2 separate regions of the Mus musculus genome follow, and region 2 is linked to region 1. A link is a loop called in an ENCODE intact Hi-C map of the cell type or tissue named here. Cell type or tissue: heart. All regions are shown on one strand. Links, peaks and the distances in the headings refer to the core of each region. The heading gives the core; the rest is flanking DNA.

Region 1 (5,382 bases), core at 270-5,269:
GAGGATGAAACAGCATTCCTTTTTAAGATAATAGAAGCTTCAGACTTGGGTGTCTGCATTAGTCTGAATGTGTGACCTTACAGCAAAATACCTTAGACTGAATATTATAAGCAACAGAGGTTATTGAGCATACTTGCAGAGGTGGAGAGTTCAAGGTCAAGCTGCCAAGAGACTGAGGGGCTAGACCTTCTCAATGATGGTACCTTTTAGCTGTGTCCTTTTGAGGCAGGGATGAGCAAGCTTTCTCAAGTTCTTTTGTTTGCTTGCTTTTTCCTTTTGGTTCTCTTGTTTTGTTTTCCTGAAAAACACTAATCTCATTTGTGAGGAAGGTCCTTCAGTTCCTACCGATGCAGAGGCAATTGACAAATGCTACTTGCTGGCTTGCTCTTAATGGCTCGCTTAGTGTTAATCCAGAGAATTGCTAGAAAAACTGACTCCACCATTTTGGGCCAAATTTGGGAATATTAAGTACTGATCAAGGGATGGACTTTTGGTCAGGACCACTCCCTGGAATTTTCCAGTTGAGAATACCCTTGAGCCTCATGTTGCAGGAGTTTATAAGGACAAACCTATATACTTTCCCATGAGGCTTTGTTTTTTTCTGAGAACAACAACTCCCAGCATTCTAGGAAGTTACCTGGTTCCTGGGGCAGGTGGGGCTTATAGATTAATTTTGGGTATTACACTCAGCCTGTTTTCTTTTACAGCCCAAGGCTGTTACCTAGGGGTGACACAATCCACAGTAGGCTGGGCCCTTCCACACTAGTCATTGGATAAGAAAATGACCCACAGGCCAATCTGATGAAGGCATGATCTCAGCGCACGTTCTCTCTTTCTAGACGACTCTGTGGTAAGTTGATAAAAAGCTAACTAGAACAATTGGTTTGCTTTTCTGATGTTTTATTTATTTTTCAAGGATTAAACCCTAAGGGAAAAAGATTTTCAATAGAAGATATTTCAACTACACCAGGTTAGGTGGACTTAAAGGTAAACTAGACTTCACAGGATAAAAATTTTCAGTATCTTATTTAATTACTCCTGTTGAAGAAAGATATAGTCATGTTAAAATGTCTGTAAAGGGGGGATGGTGGTGGATAGAGAGATAGCTCAATGCTTAAGAACACTGACTGCTCTTCCTAGAGGATGTGAATTCAATTCCCAGCAACCACATAGAGGCTCACAACCATCTGTAATGAGCTCTGACGCCCTCTTCTGGTGTGTCTGAAGTCAGCTACAGCATACTTATGTATAATAATAAATAAATCTTTGGACCAGAGCAAGCAGGGACTGAGCGAGCAGAGTTGACTGGAGTGAGTGGGGCTGACCGAAATGTGCAGAGGTCCTAAAAATTCAATTCCCAACAACCACATGGAGGCTCACAACCATCTGTAAGGATCTGATGTCCTCTTCTGGTGGGTCTCAAGACAGTGACAGTGTACTTATATATTAAATATGTATATTAAGTAGAATTATGTATTATTATATTATGTATATATGCATGTATATTAAATTAATATTAATGTATATGAAATAAATAAATCTTTTTTAAAAAATGTCTGTAAGTGGACACGATCAAACACCTATGGAGATTCTCTCAGGCACCTGTGGAGGAGCCGATGGGGACCCTTGCTGGAATTCTAGGAGGAAAGTCTAGGGTAAGAAAAGGTGGGAAGGTCTTGGAAGGACTCTTGTGGCTCCCAGTCACTTTCTTCACAAACCCAAACTCCTTGTTGCTCAGGTCACTGTTTAAATCAGTGTCTAGATCTCACATTTGATTCTCCCTTGAGCCTTTTCCTGGGCTATGTTCCCAAGAACCACCTTGTAAAAGTCCTTCTTGAGCCACAGGCAAGAAGTCTCTCCCTTTTTTGCTCACCCAGGTTTGGGAAGGTCTTCAGAAGCTACTTGTGTTGACTTAAAGGTTTTCTTCTTTACATATCCATTTAGAGAACGAAAAGCACTCAACACATGGTTTTCCCTAAGCAAGGGCAGGTTTCCACTTCCTGTTAAATTATGCTAGGAAATCACACACCGTCTATCACCGTGTGACACACAGACTTCAGAGTCAGCCTGGAGTCTGATACGTGAGACTTTAGAGTCTGACCTTGCAAATCAAAGACCCGAGATTAGAAACTAGACTCCTGAGTAGGTAGCTGAGCACCGTGAAACTTAGCCAATAAATCAGACCCCAGCAAATTCCCCTCCAAGTCATTCGCACCAGCTACCTTTCCTTCACAGCCCTGCTATTGTTTGCAGACAGAATGGCTAAAAGTTATGTCTGATCCCTTGAGGGGCTCTATCAGGATTTATATCAGCAATTAGAGGCATGCTTTATAAAGAAGCTGAATGTATCCAACAGTACACTTTTAGGCAGGAAACAACAAGTTACTCCCATTCACTCCCAACCCACTACAGGACTTGTCTGAACACTTTATCTTGGTCCAGCTGCCAGAAAGCATTTCATTCTCTTTCCTTGCATGCGGGGAACCGCCTTTCCTTGGCTATCTGAACTCGGAAACGTTTAACATTCTCCCAGGAAATAACTCCATTCAAAGCTATTGTTTTCAAGTGCTAGAGTGATTGACTTGAAAGTAGCTTGCGTAAATCAGTACTGTTGATTACTAAACACAATGGTAATTACTAGGGAGGATAAGTTAACACAATAGAGTCATGGGTGATATGGGGCAATTGAAAGCAGAGCCTACAGTGGGATTTTAATCGCATGCATTGCAGTTAAGGAAACCAGACTGGCTGGCAGGTGTGTAGCCTGGGTGCGTATTTCTTGTTGCAATTTCTTCATGGTAAAATTGTTGATCCTAGTTTCTGCACATCTGTACCTGCTGCCCTTCCAATTTCCTCCACCAGTATGTCAAATAAACATTATGAATCAGATTTTCCTAAGTTAGGGATGTGTGGTGGGCCATGCTTCTCTATCCTAACAATAGAGATTCACTTGAATTAGCCAAGTATGCTAGCCTGGCCAGCCAGAGAGCCCTAGGCATCTGAAGTGTGATGCTTTTTCAGTGATAATGGTGTTTTCCTCACCTGTTTTCCTAATGTTCAGGCTCAGCTTTGGGTGTGAAATGAACATTCAGAAAATAGTTATTAGCTGAACACCTTATGATACTCAGTAGCTGATTAAGTCAAGAAAAGTTTCCAAATCTGTATGTGGAAATAGGCTAGTGGTGTGTGGATGTACTAATGAGGGCCTAAAGCTGGTTCAGGAATGGAGAGCTCTAGTCAGTAGACTTCACTTGTGAGCTGACTCATTTAATGACTGATGTTTATAAAAAAGATAAAGAGGTATAAGAAATGTTCTGTGGGGGCGTGGTGAGATGTTGGGGAAGAGGGTGCCTCAGTGGGCCCATGCTGAGGCATCCCTTCCTCCTGAGGGACCAGCCACACAACGGTATAGTATAGAATAGTTTATTTAGGGCATAGGGAGGGGAGTTACGAGGGTAGTAGAGGTAGAGAAAGGCAGAGAGAGGAAGAGAGTAGAGAAGTAAGGCTGGCCATGACCACATGGAGAGAGGAGGAGCAAGACACGAGAGAGAGAGAGAGAGAGAGAGAGAGAGAGAGAGAGAGAGAGAGAGAGAGAGAGAGAGAGAGAGGCAAGAGTAAGAGAGGGAGGAGGGGGCAAGCAGCCCCTTTTATGGTGGGTCAGGCCTACCTGGCTGTTGCCAGGTAATTGTGAGGTGGAGTTTAGACTGAATGCTAACAATGGCCCTAGATATTAAATATGTGACAGCATTTTTAATGCTCTGTGTGACATGAAGTAGGTAGGAGAAAGCTTGGCAACTCATTAGGGTGCTGGGATAAACCACTCTGACCAAAACCATCTTGTGGGAGGAAAGAGTTGATTTCAGCATGTGTTTCCAAGGTCACAATCCATTATTAAGGAAAGTCAGGACTGGAACCTGGAGGCAGGAACCATGGAGTAAGACTGTATACTAACTAGGTCACTCACTATCTTCTGGACTCTAAGGAGCTTGGGTAGGTCCACGGCTCCAGCTCTGCCATCTTCAACACATACAGTTTATCTGGCAGAAGACTCCTTCAAAAACTCTAGTCTTGTGGAAATAGGGAATTTAATACAGGATTCACTTTGTTGCTTCTATTATTATTATTACGTGACTTTGAAGACAAGTCACAGACTTTGACGAGAGAGGCCAAGTAGCAAGGTCATGAGAGTGGCTTCTAGAACCAAAGAACAGTCTTTAAGAGCTGAGAGAAGTCAGAGCTCAGGAACCTAGCTATGTCATACTGTGCTGTGCTGTGCTGTGCTGTGCTATGCTATGCTTGTGTGTGTCCCTGAGTTTAATTAGGGTTGCTTGAATGGGCATGTGTAGGTATATGTAGTATATTTCCCGGAGCATGGGCAATCTATCAGTATTGATACCACTAAAGACAGATTACTCCCCAGCCCTGCAACCATTAACTGTCAAAAGCTATTCAGGACTGAGAAAGGCTTCTTCTATTTTCTTTCAGGACTGGTTGGGAACTAACCAAGCTAGCTAAGCTGGGTAGCCAGAGAATCCTAAGCATCTGCCTGTCTCTGCCTCCCTAAAGATGCAATTACAAATGTGTATTATAATCTGCAAGAAGGAAGTAGATGTGAGATCCCACCCCTAACCAAGAAACTATTTGTAATTGATGCCCATTGGCTGGCAGTGGGAAAAATCAGTTTTCTCCAATACAATTGTCACTGAGCGTATCAACCACATTCCAGTGCAGGACCCATACCCAGGAGTAGTTGGCCAAACACAACATGAACTCAATGGTATTTCTGTGGACTCTTTGATGTGTGTGTGAGTGTGTGTGTGTGTGTGTGTGTGTGTGTGTGTGTGTGTGTGTGTGTGTATGTATTTTATTGGTCCCTTAACTGTTTTGAGTTTTGTTTTATAGAATTTTTTTAACTTTCTTAATTTTTTGTTCTACTTTTCCTAAGAGAGAGGAAGGAAGGAAAAGCAAAGATGGAACAGAGACACATGTTGCAAATTTATCCCATAGAAAATTTAATATAAAAGTGTATGCTCCCATACCTGTATTTTCTACCACCCCTACCCCCCCACAAGTTCTGAGGACCAAACTCTGATTCTTGTGTTTGCAAGGCAAGCTCTTTATTGGTGATGCTATCCTCCTGGGCCCTAGGCCTGGACTTCTGACTTACAGAAACCATGCAGTTGGTAATGGCTATTGCTTTAAGTCAGCAGTCTTGGGGTGGTTGGCCCTGCAACAGCAGAGAACGGAGAAAGTGTAATCTGATCCACTCGGCTTCTTTTTTTTTTTTTTCTCTTCTCATCCTTATCTAGGATTTAAAAGGACCTTTCATAATTATAAAGTGTATCAAATTCTGCCAGAAATGACATGTATGTGGTTTTTCTA
Region 2 (5,382 bases), core at 293-5,292, 62 kb before region 1:
GTGTGTGGCTAGCTTTTCTGGTGACTCAAACATAAAGTCTTCAAAACATATCTGGAGGATTTATATGATATTAAAATCTTTCAGATGATGAGCACACCCATATCTTTCTATTCAGAAGACAGATGGGAGAAAAATGCAGTTTGGGGCAGTTACTCCAGTGCTCCTGCTTCCCTCCTCCCCTCCCTCCCTCCCTCCCTCCCTCCCTCCCATGCTTTCTTTTCCTTTCTCCCCTGCTCTCTTATTCATGAATCCACTTTATTATCTGCAAATACTAAGGGCTGTATTTTATTATACATTTCTTGGCCTTCTAGCTGCACTATATTAAGCTCTGTGGACTCAGACTTGTGTGTTGTCCTATAAGCCCGTGTCCCTGGGCCCTGACTCTTTCCCTCTTTCTTATCCCAGGTCTTTCTTTTTCTCTTACTATCATTTAACACTTACTAGCTCCACACACACAGCGCTATTCTCCATGCAAACAGCCGCACTGTGCCATACTGGCCAGGAGAGGGCATCAGGAGACCACAAGCCAGGTAAACCTTAGCATTGTGGTCGGATTTTTCCTTCCCTTTGGGAGCAGGAAACCCGACGATAGACAATAACAGGTTCTGGATGGTAATGTATGTTCCTAGTTCCCCGATTCTTTATGCCAGCAATGACGTTTTGGGTAGCAATTGAAACAGTAAGTTGTCTTTTCTTGATATGACCTCCAGCCGATCGCAACCGGGTCCAATCTCCCCGCGCAGCTACTGTACTGGTCTTCCCTAGTGTTAGGCACTTGCTGGAATAAACTGTGCGGGGAATTTCCAAATCCTAAGAAACCGCCACACCACAAGCTCACTTCCGGACTCTTATCATCTGGCCTATCCTGAATACATCTAACCCATTTCAACGCAAGCTAGAAAAAGTATGAAAGCCCTTCAGTAAGATGTCCTCAAAAATCCCTCGCTGTACCCAAAACGCATCTTTCATATTTGTTCTTCAGGAGCTTTGCGGGTTTGAGTGGGCGTCAGGGTGCAACCTCTGCAGCCCGCTGCAGTCCTGCTGGGTACAGGCCAGTTATTTACCGTCTCCAAACAGGCCTTTTACTGTGAGAAAATCGTGAGAAGGAGGAAAAGGGGAAATCATTTGGGCCAATTATCTCTGGCCGCTGTGGAAAATCAGAGACTATAGCGGCCACAGCCAGAAACAATATTTTTCTCCTGGGGCAGATTCTCTGCTAGAGTCAGAGTCATCAACTCCTGCAAACATGGCCCGAGTAACCAAGCACTTTATAGTCAGCCAAGATACGGCAAGCCATAAATTTAGAAGCCCAGGACTGTCCAGGGAAGCAGGGACTTAGGTTTTTTAGTACATCTCACACTAATTGCATAAACAGAGGCTCAAAGGCTCCAGATCAGAAGCCTGTGGAATCTTGTTCTCTAGTCTAGGCCATTTTCTCCCTCATCTCCTACTGCCCACTGAAGGGATCTCTCTAGAGGGCTGCTATCTTTTTAAGATGATGCAAGGATACAACTGTAGATTTTTTTTTTAAGATTTATTTTATTTATATGAGCACATTGTAGCTGTTTTCAGACACACCAGAAGAGGGCATCAGATCTCTTTACAGATGGTTGTGAGCCACCGTGTGGTTGCTGGGAATTGAACTCAGGACCTTTGGAAGAGCAGTTGGTGCTCTTAACCACTAAGCCATCTCTCCAGCCACCCCCCTTCAAAAAAAACCCCAAAACAAACTGTAGATTTTAATCTGGATGTGTGTGTGTGTATGTGTTAGTGTACAAGAGGCAAATATGTTTTTTAGAAAGAAGGCTATGTGTGATCTTCTACCAAGAGAGGGCGCCCTCTGAGTGAGAATTTTGCTGTTTAGCCTTTTTTATTATTATTTATTATTTTTTTTTAATGTCAGGAAACAAAATAAGCCAACTTTAACTAGATCGCTGGGTTCTAACTATACAAACTCGGGTTTGGAAACCTTGGGTCTATCCTAAGAAAATATTTGGCCCAGTAGAGCTGGCAAAACTAGGCTATGCCCACTTGGCCCCAGAAAACTGGCTCCCTCCCTCCCGTGTCACCAGTTTCCCAGCTTGCTTCGGTTGTCCTTTCTTCCTCCTCTGAAAAGCTCCTGGCCACAGTTCTGAATCCTAAATGGTTCCCTTCGCGGTTCAGCTTCCTGGCCTCTGAATCTCAGAACCCTGCACAGCCCAGGACTAGAGCACACACAAACTGTTATTCTAGGGTGCCTTGCTGTCTGGACTGTGGAGGCCTCAGACAGTAATTACTCACTCTACCCTCATTCCCAGCCTCAGGTCAGGCCCAGCAGACCTGCGACAAGGGTTTGTCACACTGGCGTGTTCACAAATCAGTCCCATCGTTTGACCATTATGGAGGTGTTGTCACAAGTGGTTGAGATTATCCCAGAGAGTCTAAAATCTATAGCTCTGTTGATTTGAGTTTCTCTGCTGAGGTGCTGGGGCAGGGGAGGAGTGGGGGAGGCGATTACTTTGCATGCCAAGGACTGTATCTGAGTTTTGGACAAAGAATAGGACATGTAGGTGTGAATTCCTCTTCTGGCACAAATATCTTGGCTGAGCCACCCCGACTCTCCTATCGTCTTTATTTCCTCTCCTGTGTTGAGAAAACCTTCAGGAGAGGTTGCTCACGGGCGCTATTTAGTCTGAAGATAAAAAGAGGATGTGGGTTGAGGCATTATCAGCCTCTTCAGGCTTCTCCTGACTGCAGTACCAAGAAACGCCCATTGGAGGGCGAGAGTGAGCAGAGTACTGTTCCTTTGGAAAAGCCATCTCCCACCCCCAATTTGCTCAACAATTCATAACTCATTTACTGGGTTTTAAAAAACACTTTGGATTGAGTTGGGGAGATGGCTCAAAAATTTGGTAAAGTTCTTGTCACATAAGCACGAGGACCCACATCAGATTCCCAGCATCCACGTAACTAAAGAGCCGTGCGCAGCAATTTGTGCCTGTTAATCCAGAGCTGGGAAGACAGAGACAGCAGGATCCCTAGCCAGGAGCTTGCTGACCAGTCAGGCTGTATGGATCAATGAGCTTTTAGCTCAGTGAGAGATGCTGCCTAGGAAAATTAAGATGGAGGATATTGAGCAAGATACCTGAAGACAAGCTCTGAACTCTTCATACAGGAACACGCATATCCACTCACATGCTTTTCCCGTGAAATAAGTTAGCCTGTGTGGACACAGCTCCTCTAGACAAATGCATCTTCTTCACTTATTGCTTTGTCTGGACCCCATTAACTACCTCGTTGAGCCAACTGAGAGCATTGCCAGGAAGACCTTAGGGGTTCCTTCTCGGGGGATGAGGTGTTGAAGTTACATCTTACCTTCTACCTGAAACCGGAGCTCTGCCCGGAAGCCTTGGGGAGGAAGGAGAAACAAAAAGTTTTCTCGGAAACCAACAATGCTTTGCGATTCGCCCTCCAATCAGGATCTCCAAATTTCACTAGGCTTTGACAAAAAGGCAATGGATACATTTCATATACGGCTGGGGAACAGAGACTACCCGTGGCAGTGGAGACCCAGGGGTGTCTGAGATGAAAGTGATCAATTATTCCAGTTCCTCGATGTGAAACTATTGCTCCTGAATATTGTATTGAGTTGTATATTGTGCTATCCGGGATACTCTTCTGCAAGTCAAATTCAACATTAGATTCAGGCAGTCAGGGGCACATAATAAAGAAGATACACTCCATTCAGTATCGACGGTGATGACCAATGGAGCTAAACTATAGTTTATATATGCTGTAACTCACAGATTTCTCCTTCCAACCCATCTTTCTGATGCATCAGACTTTTTTTGGTCACTCATGTGTTTATCAACCCTTGTTGGATCTCCATCACTCACAGACTAGTAAGACGTCTGCCATGGGGAGACCATCACAGTCGCATCATTGCCTGCTCTTCCCACATCCCCTGCTGATTTCCCAAGATCACGCTGCCTTGTGCATCATCCTTAGACTCCAGCTGTTTGTGTGTCTCGACGCTTGTAGTTCACACACCTTCCTTCTGCACACGCCCTTTCCAGTTGCCCACAAGTTCTTCCTAACCTGCGTCAGTCACTACATTTTGGGGGATGCTTTTAGGTATCGTCAGCCACTACCCTTTCATGCCTCTGCATTTAGTTTGTGTATGCATCTGTCTCCAGTTGTCTTCATTGTTTCTATAGACTCATTACTCTTCTCTATGGTCTGTGGAAGTAATGGTTTCTTATTATTTAACGTCCCGCTTTGATAAGAAGAGAATGTGACTACATACACTACATATTGGATAACACATTAAGAGAACCAAATGCCAAGAAACAGAAAGCCATATATATGTCCCCTTGAAAGCTAACTCTTGCTTTGAATAGACTGCTTTTTATTCCCACAAACCATCAGTTTTTCATAAATATGGGCAGTTGTAGACATAACTGTTTAAGAAATGGAATGTAACCATAATTATCTGTGAAGAGAACACAGAACTCTGGACTAAGACCCAAGTAAGAGCTAAACACAGTAGACAACGGTTAGACAGGCAAAGCTGAGGAGATGGCATTTGTGTGGCTATTTGTCACCATGAGGAAGAGGGGTTTCTCCCTTGGTTAGGAGTGAAGCATTCATGTGGACTCCAGGGTAAATAGTGTGAATGGACCGGTCCTCACCTTTATTTTAAAACACATGTAAGATACTTTCATGGGAAAAAACACAGGTATGGAACCTTGTAGTGTTTTCATGACTTTGTCAATGCTGCAGGATATTTTCTAAATATTACTTTTGATTTCTGCTATCCCTTCTTTTACAGCAGTTTTGCAGCAATGGGGAGGGGGGGTGCAATAATGCCATAGAGATGGCAACTTAAACTTGAGTAGAAGGTTCTCTTGACTTAACATTCACCAGCCATTCTATACCACAGGGATAAAATAGCTTTCTGGTTGCATGGAGGGCAAAGCGTCTTTCTTGCAACTCCCATGTTTTCTGTGTCCTGTCTACATAATTTTTGCCTGGCTTGCTTGCTGATTCGGGTTACATTTTGCCTATCTGTTTAGAGAAGTTCACTTCTTTGAACATTTGACACAGTCCTTCATTCTAGGCTCTGGGATGATGTAGGTGTTCACAGTAAGGGTCAACATCGTGGGCGTGACTTTTCAATGCACAGCATTTCAGATCAGATGCTCCCTGCAGGTGTTCTGAGGAGATGGAATCTGCTACTATTTTCTAGAAGTTTTATTCTTCTGGACTCCCATTTAAACAGCTGCTTTTCCAGCCCAGAGTTCTCTAGAGTACAAAATAACGATGTGTAGCTTGTCTGACCTGTCAGGGATATTAGAACCGAGACAGTCGGAATATGCCTATGTCTTCCATATATTTCTAGAA

What was found. Hi-C counts contacts between places; a loop is a spot of excess contacts. Peaks named below come from ENCODE experiments on the same cell type or tissue, not always from the same donor. Only the 100,000 strongest peaks of a DNase experiment are listed, where the experiment ranks them.
Region 2: it touches region 1 in a loop (2.5-fold over the local background); 6 of 42 quality-filtered maps call a loop at or near these places.

Annotation. Positions count from the first base shown.
Region 1 is chr11:90,103,354-90,108,735 of GRCm38, reverse strand. No RefSeq gene overlaps it. Among named protein-coding and RNA genes, the nearest start is that of Gm34726, 24 kb to the left of the region's middle. In heart, for the core only: no CTCF peak of the experiment used is centred there; a DNase peak (open chromatin) is centred at 2,465; H3K27ac peaks cover 244 bases.
Region 2 is chr11:90,165,304-90,170,685 of GRCm38, reverse strand. No RefSeq gene overlaps it. Among named protein-coding and RNA genes, the nearest start is that of Gm11494, 24 kb to the right of the region's middle. In heart, for the core only: CTCF peaks have their summits at 1,601 (motif pointing right), 1,806 (motif pointing right) and 2,752; no DNase peak of the experiment used is centred there; H3K4me3 peaks cover 345 bases; H3K27ac peaks cover 344 bases.